Regions from separate parts of the Homo sapiens genome. Here region 2 is linked to region 1. Evidence: chromatin contacts called from ENCODE Hi-C or POLR2A ChIA-PET data. All regions are on one chromosome and are shown on one strand. The core of a region is the stretch at or near the end of the contact, and the rest is flanking DNA. Distances in the headings are between cores, read along the strand shown. Region 1 holds the start of LCA5 (lebercilin LCA5). Region 2 has its middle 31 kb from the start of SH3BGRL2.

Evidence for each region. Hi-C counts contacts between places; a loop is a spot of excess contacts on that map. ChIA-PET counts read pairs that join two places held with the same protein, here RNA polymerase II (POLR2A). Pooled maps may share reads with other maps.
Region 2: a map of K562 shows a loop between it and region 1 (2.1-fold over the local background). The contact joins the enhancer-like site here to the promoter of LCA5 in region 1. A Hi-C loop is called at or near these places in 4 of 168 maps with a recorded cell type or tissue (Caco-2, HepG2, K562 and 1 more), 1 of 37 single-sample maps with no recorded cell type and 4 of 50 pooled maps. POLR2A ChIA-PET finds 5 or more read pairs at or near these places in 5 of 52 experiments (AG04450, Caco-2, H1 and 2 more).

What each region holds. Positions count from the first base shown.
Region 1 is chr6:79,536,162-79,540,292 of GRCh38, forward strand. It overlaps LCA5 (lebercilin LCA5), which reads right to left and starts at 1,269. Exons shown (of 8, transcript NM_001122769.3): 1 at 1,004-1,269. It also overlaps a transcript of SH3BGRL2 not described here. RefSeq lists enhancers at 1,165-1,738, 1,733-1,782, 2,313-2,886.
Region 2 is chr6:79,598,225-79,602,391 of GRCh38, forward strand. It overlaps a transcript of SH3BGRL2 not described here. Among named protein-coding and RNA genes, the nearest start is that of SH3BGRL2, 31 kb to the right of the region's middle. Within about 2 kb of position 2,912, at least 5 of the 41 ENCODE cell types and tissues checked have a DNase peak (open chromatin) inside an H3K27ac peak, as active enhancers do; they include PC-9, where a contact is called at or near this core.

The sequences.
Region 1 (4,131 bases), core at 19-2,518:
AAGTGAAATATTTAAAATGGTAATATAGAATTTAAATGTGGAACAACTGGAAAAAAACATAGATTAAAATAACCATGCAAAAGAAAGAGGGAATGAGTAAAGAACTGGAAACATCGGTTTTACCATTCTAAAACACATATAGCCACTCCCTCTGCCAAAAACTAAATGATGACTTCTGATTGCAAAGATATCTCTAATGCAAGTTCTTAACGTGAAGATAAAGGAGGGGAATAAATATGTATGTGCCCAAGTATACTTTCCAAAGAACAAAGTGAACAAAAAAGGGGTTTATATCAGATGAACTGGACCAGGGCTCTTCACTGTTAAACACTATCCCACGGTCTATCTAACGTAAACATCACGTATCTGAGTACCGACTCCAACTCGAGTATGCCAAAAAGGCACTTTCTTTTTTCTTTTATTTCTAACCATCTTTACTCCTCTCATCCCATCCCTGAAGGATGTATAGAAGTATCACAGCCTGGACAAGTACGGCTTTCCACTCTAACCACAGTTTTAATAATAACACATCTATTATTATCCGAGAGCTACCAAAGCCTCCTTTTCCGTCTTGGCCCTTGGCCCTGCCCCTCCTCTCTAGTCTTGAGTCTCCACGGGCCTCCGGGGTTTTTGTTTTGTTTGTTTTAATAACAACCACTTCTCTAGATCCGCTTGCTCCCTTTCTTCTCTTCTCGGTCCCAGGAAGTAAATACCCTTTCCCAGCTCCTCTCCTCCTAACTTCCCAGTCCCCCCAGTGCCGGTCAACCTCCCTTCCTCGGGACCCTCTCAGAAGCCGAGCTCTTTACTCATTTTCCTAGGTCTTCCTTCTCCTCGCGGTCCCTACATCCTCCCCCATCCCTAATCCCTTCATCTTCCCTGCTTTAAGAACCACCCGCAGGCCCCCATCCACGAACGCCCCTTCACTAGCTACCAGACGCTTCAACCCAGCCTCACCTCGCACCTCCACCTCCCCCGCCGTCTCCACGCCCACTTCAAAGCCCACCTCCAACCCGCAGGCTCTTCAGCAGAGCCGATGCGGCGTCCCGCCTCCTTGCCTTCCCTCTTAGGACCAAACTCCCAGCTGGGGCCTCGGCGTCTGACCGCCAAAGAGCGGGTGCCTGGTTCCTGCGGAGGCTGCCGGGCGGGTGCCGAGGTTGCCGAGATGCGGGAGGTTTGAACACAAGGATGGGACAGAGGCGAGGATCGGGGCTCCTGGGTGGCAGCGGCGGTAACCTGGGCTCCAGGGTAACGGAGGCGGAGGCCTAGACTGCACTACGAAGAGACCGCAGCCAATCATGATGACTCTACCCGAGCTCCCATTGGCTTCTGTCTCCAGACGGCCCTTTTTATTGGCTTCAGTGGAACTGGAAGGCGGGACGGCGAGTGCGGGAGAAGGTCTCCATTGGCCGACCGCTCTAGCTGTAGCGGAGACCCCCAAGTAGGGAAATTGGGGCAAAACGCGGAGCGCTCCAGGCTCCTACGGGCTGTGCGGTGCCAGGGCTCGACTGCTGAGCGTCGTGGGCTCCGAGAGGGACGCGGGCGGAGGGCAAAGTGGGTTCATGATATGAATTGTAAAATTGGCGACTGCGTAATGTAAAACACTTAACAATTGCTTAGATTTCCTTTGGGAAATAACTTGCTTTTAAATTGTAAACAAATTACAAACAAACTGCTAGTGCTTCTGGATCTTCTTACCGAAATGGCTGATTCAGGAGGATGCGGGGTGAGTGCACTATTGTTCCTGCCTCGAGATCCTGGCTGTGAATCACCAACGAGCCGTGAGTTTGGCTTGAAAGTGATTTTTAGGTTTTGGAACGGGTTTGGGGTGGAATGGCATCTGAAATATTTGCACACAAGTTTTTTTTTTTTTTTTTTTTTTTTTTTTTTTTTTTTAAGGAACGTTTTGAGGAGCATGTCAGCCTATTGAGCGCTGATGTGTGACATATTTTCTCTTTTAGAAATGGCATTAATTGCGGGAGACAGGGAAGGTAAAAAAAAATCCTCTTTCGTGAGGGCTTTAAACTGCTCCGAGCCATCTGATTATCAAGGTGGTTTAACACTACTCTGGTGTTCTCACTATTGTTAATTTCTCACTGGCCTTTTTACCACCATTCTGTAGAGAATCTAATATTTGAAGGCAAATGCGTTTAATGAATCTTCTAACCATGAAGATTGGTAATTCCTGCTTCTCGCTCAACCTCGTTTTTCCACCTTTGCACTGTTTCAAAGCTTTCATTTTATCCTGTCAATACATTTTACTTCAAGTTACAGACTAACCCACCCAAACAATATTGTGATTAAATGTAATTTTCTGTATGCGAAATACATCTGTACAAGATGGCAGTCATCTGTTAGTGAAAATAAGATGAGTAATCCCTAAATTGCACGGAATTACTTTTCATCAATTCTTTAATCTGTCTCTGCTGACACTGTTAAAATAGCTCACTCGTTATTATGGACTCTGTTAGAATTAACATGTAAATGTATGGGTGGATTACTTATAAAGGAAGTTGCTAGGAAGAATCAGAAAACATACCGTATTTACGTGGACAAATGTCTGTCACAGGAGCGTCAGATCAGGATTGCTGAAGGAGAGCTGAGAATGAAACCACCATTTATTCAGCACTCAGAATGCTCCAGGCAGTGTAATCTCATTCCATCTTCATTCATGACTCCAGACAGGTATTGTTATTCATTGTTTATACTTGAGAAAGCAGATTCAGAGAAGTTAAAGTATCTACCACAAGGTACGAAAGTAGTAAGTAGTAATGCCAGAGTACAAGCCTAGGTCTGCTTCCAAATTTCGTGGTTTCGGATTTAGTGCCTTCATTGTGTTTCACCTACAGGTTAAGAAGTTGTTGGTAAGCAAGAAAATATTTAAGACGCTGGGAGAATCCAAAAAATTGTCTAGTTGTGTGTAACATAGTCTCAGGATTCTTACAGTGTGCAATTTTATTCACCCCCTCATATTCAAAATAACAGTATCAGTTTGACCTTGAAAAAAGACCAAAAAATGTATAAATTTACAGAAGTAAAAACTAGTTTATTGAATTACCATTTTAAAAGGTTACCCCAAAATATGAGAAAGCAGTTTTAAAAGTTTTATGACATTACATGGTTTTATATATTATTTTTGATAGGGCTAGAATTTTCTAAGATACCATTTGACATTTTATTTCAGTACCACACAGGATTCTGCTTTTCAGAAATAAAGGAAACAAAGTTATCAAAACCACATTTATATTTCTGCCACTTGAAATTATAGTTAACAGAAATCAGACTCTTGTTTTTAAAGATTTTGTTTATGAAACAAATTCTGCAATGGTCATTAAGCACTTTGGAGTTTTATTTTTAATATCCTGGGCTTCTTCCATTGATACTGCAATATCTCCAGATTTGCTACATTGCTAACTGAATGTTCATTTTCTGTAGGACTTTGATTGGCTTCTTTATTGCCATATGGCAATGATGTAGATGTTATAATGTAACTAAAATATTCCTACAAATGCTTACTAGTAGGATTATTCTCATTTTCCTTTGGGGAAACTAGTGTCGAGTTTGAATGGTTGGTTAGAAGTTTCAAAAAAGTAATAGGTAGATAAATAGACTCTCTAACTGTAGACAGAGAAATTACAATGACCATAATTTGTAAAGTGGGGGGACATACTATATATAGTATCTTGGAAAGCACATAAGTATAATTATCCTTAGCTAAAGTTCAGTCATCTATTTCATACCATTCTACAAAAGAAGAAAAGCAGTGTCACAATTTTATATAATTTACAGAAATGTGATACATAACAAAAATTCAAAAATTTTTTCTCTAACTTCTTGATCTCATGTTGCTTGGAAATTTTAAATTTATTAATAGATTCTAGGTAAATAGTTGGTTTTAGCATATAACACTAAATTTGAAACAGTATCTAATATGCTGCATGTTTAAGAGAAATCGAATGGATTGGTTGAGTTGGGTGTAAAGAACAGTATAATTGGCCGGGTGCTGTGGCTCATGCCTGTAATCCCAGCACTTTGGGAGGCCAAGGTGGGTGGATCACGAGGTCAGGAGATCAAGACCATCCTGGCTAACACAGTAAAACCCTGTCTCTAATAAAAATACAAAAAAATGAGCTG
Region 2 (4,167 bases), core at 1,662-4,161, 64 kb after region 1:
GCAATTCCACTCCTAAGTGTATAGCCAGAAGGAATAAAAATATATATCCACACAAAAATATGTACATGAACGTTCATGGCAACATTATTCATTATAGCTAAAAGTAGAAACAATCTATGTGTTGTATTTCTTTATAACATTCAAATGATGAATGGATAAATAAAATGAGGCATATCCGTACAATGGAAGATTATTCAGCAGTAAAGAAGAAGGAAGTACTGGTATGCACTAAAACATGAATAAACCTTAAAAACTTTATGGTAAGTTGAAGGAGCCAGTCACAAACAACCACATATTGTATGATTCCAGCTATAGGAAATGTCCACAGTAAGTAATCTATAGAGACATAAAGTCATCAGGGCAGAGGAACTTGAGGGGGACTGAGAAATAACTGCTAATGGGTACAGGGTTGCTCTTGGGGGTGATGAAAATATTCTAAAATTGTTTGTGATGGTTGCACAGCCTGCATAAACTAAAAGCCATTGAACTGTATACTTTAAATGAGTGAATTGTAAGGTAGACGAATTATATCTTAATGAAGTTATAAAAAATAAAAAATAAAAAGTGCTCAACCTCGGCTGGGCGCGGTGGCTCATGCGTGTAATCCCAGCACTTTGGGAGGCCGAGGTGGGCGGATCACCTGAGGTCGGGAGTTCAAGACCAGCCTGACCAACATGGAGAAACCCTGTCTCTACTAAAATACAAAATTAGCCGGGTGTGGTGGCACATGCCTGTAATTGCAGCTACTAGGGAGGCTGAGGCAGGAGAATCGCTTGAACCTGGGAGGCAGAGGTTGCAGTGAGCCAAGATTGCGCCATTGCACTCCAGCCTGGGCAACAAGAGCAAAACTCTGTCTCAAAAAAAAAAAAAAAAGTGCTCAACCTCATTCAATACCAGATGGATGCAAATTAAAAACAATGTTATAGTATTTTACTGTAGGCAGGTGGGAACAATTAAAATTTTGGAAAATACTAAGTGTTAGCATGATCACAGAACAATGAGAACTCTCATCCACTTCTTAGGGAAGTGCAAATTTGGATCGCCACTATGGAAAATACTTTAGCAACAACTTGTATACTCTATGACCCAGCAAATACCCTTTCTTGCACTAAACATGAAGAGACATGTAATAATATTTATAACAGATCTTTTTTTTTTTTTTTTGAAATGGAATCTCACTCTCGTCACCCAGGCTGGAGTGCAATGGTGCAATATCAGCTCACTGCAACCTCCGCCTCCTGGGTCAAGCAATTCTACTGCCTCAGCCTCCCCAGTAGCTGGGATTACAGGTGCCTGCTGCCATGCCCGGCTAATTTTTGCATTTTTAGTAGAGATGTGGTTTCACCATGTTGGCCAGGCTGGTCTCAAACTCCTGGCCTCAGGTGATCCACCCTATACCAGCTCTTTTAATTACAGCAAAACACTGAGTACAACCCAAACGTCTGTCAGCTGTGGAACGGATTCAATTGGCTAGGACGGGGCAGACATCTTATTAATTGTTCCATCAAAACTGCCCACAACAGGGGAGAGGACATTCTGCAAATAGAAATTGAGTGCTATTCGAGCAGGGAAATGGCTAGAAAGAAACACCACTACAACAAGACTAATACCCTCTACACATCAGCTTTTGTTTGTTTTTATTCAATTGGTTCAGAATCCAGAGGCAATATGGGTATGATTACTTAGTGTGGAGTCCTAATTAGCGAAAATGAGTTAGGCTGGTGGGGCTGAGGAGAAAGCAAAACAAGAAAGCAGATAAGCTATGTCGGACTTTCTTCACGGCCTAGGACACATGGCCCTCCTGAGCAAATAACTCACTATCGTTTTGCACCCATCTTATCACCAGACACCTGCAAGTTAGCTCACTGCAACCTTGGCACTATCAGTACTGCACAAAGCTCTCCTCAGCACAAGCATTATTCTATAAAATCCCTAGCAAGTCTTTGTTTCTTTGCAGTCAGCTCCTCTTGTGCTAATTCTGCCCATTGCAACCTTGCAACATATTTTCTTACTTTCTCTAATGAATCTGCCTTTCTTTACCTACAACTGTCTTTTAAAATTTTTTTACTCCCATGCCACTGGCCCAGATAATTGCCATTCACCCACAACATTTAACTCCCTTTAACTCCTGAAAAGCAATGCACCCTATTATGAGCTTAGCCGTGAGCCCAGATTCACAGAAAGAAAGTGAAGATAAAGCAAAATGGGGGCTTGGCAGTTGAGTGTTTTCCAGGGTACAGCATGGGACTCTGTGTGGTGAAGGACACTCTGCCCCTTGCTCTGCGGAGAGGAAAAGTCACAGTAGGCAGAAGGCAGATCAGTCTCCATTTGTCCCTCACTACAGTCTCCTGCCCCACAGAACCAGGCATGGGGACAGAGGAAGCCAATGGACCCTCCATTCTCAATCTGGTTCAGAACCTGCATTTAACCAGGCCCCCACCAGCTCACCCGGGAGCTGGGAGAAAACCAAACTGATTCCTCTCATTTTCATTCCTGTCCCTTTAGGCACAGAATATAGACACTGTCTATCTTCCTTAATGCTGAGAAAAGCACTTATGTCTTTCATCTGAAGTGGGTTCCCAGCTTCTTTTGCCACTAAATCATTTATTTTTTAAGTGTGACATTTACCCAGTTGCCCTTTCTATTAATAAATCCTCACTGTCACACCATCTTCCCAGGTGACACTGATGTCATTGATTTGCTCCCTCACTACAGCTTCTTTTTCTAGCCATGATACTTAAAATCATCTCAGGAGTCCCCCCTCAAGCTCTCTCTCTTCTCCCACCATCAACTCTAAACAAATCTCAGTGTCAGTTGAAGGATTTCATGTCCTGAATCTGCAAACCAGGATCATCTGGCAGCACTGTTTACCTAAAGTGATTAAAACCCATGAATCATGATGTTTATACAAGTTTTTCTTCCTTGTAAAAAGGCAAGAGGCAACGCTATAGACCACAGACGGAAGGAATGTTTTGTTTTTTGAAACTGAGTCTTATTCTGTGGCCCAGGCTGGAGTGCAGTGGCACAATCATGGCTCACTGCAGCCTTGATGTCCCCATGCTCAGGTGATCCTCCTGCCTCAGCCTCCCAAGTAGCTGGGACTATAGGCATGCAGCACCACACCCAGCTAATTTTTTTTAAAAAATGTTTTTGTAGAGACAGGGTTTCACCATGTTGCCCTGGCTGGTCTCCCACTCCTGGGCTCAAGTCATCCACCTGCCTTAGCCTCCCAAAGTGCTGTGATTACAGGCGTGAGCAACCTTGCCTGGTGAGAAGGAGTTTTAAGTGTGTCTGCAGAAATATATATTTTTAATTTAGTAAAGTAATGCTTCAGCAATTCAAGTGTATTTCACCCTTTAAAACAAAGTTAAACCATTTAGTTGATAAATGTGATCAGTTTTATGTATAATACATACTTATTCTCACTTGATATAGTCCTCAGTTGATTCAGCTGAAGAGTTAAAAAGCCTTTTAATTTTCTACCACTTAAAGTTTGTTTGGTCACCATTCATGTCCGTATTTAATAGAGTTAACCTATCATAATATACATCATTCTCTCTGGGGGAATCCCTGAAAATTCATTTTTACTATGAAGGTTATTATATTTATTTTATTTATTTTGCATTGCTTGCTTTTAAGAAGTAGTTGAGATGGCTTAAAAAAATATGCAACTACAATAGTAAAGAAAAAAATCAAGCTCCCCACCCCCCACAAAAAAACCCAGGAAACAAATATGCTAGCTTAGTAGCTACATTGAGCAACAGCTTTAGCTCTGAGCTTCCTAGCCGCCAAAGTAAAAAGGGAAACAGAAACCATACCAACACTTCGAATTTAAAAAATAGATTCAGTTTTATTTTGCAACAAAAGTCTAAAATGAGTTTATCAAAAAGGAAACATTCATTCATTTGAAAATCACTTTTTAAAATGCTTACAATGAGCCAAATTGTGTCTGAAATACTAGGAATACAATGTTAAACATTTCAAAAACGGTCTGTGCCCTCATAGACCTTAGAGTCTACTGGATGAGACAGAGGATAAACAAGTCATCAAATAAAAAATATATAAATTACAATTATAGGAGTGTACAGGGAACTAAGAAAATAACCAGGGTCCAGGAAGACCTCCCTGAGGGGGTGACATTCTAAAAACAAGAGATAAAATGTAGTT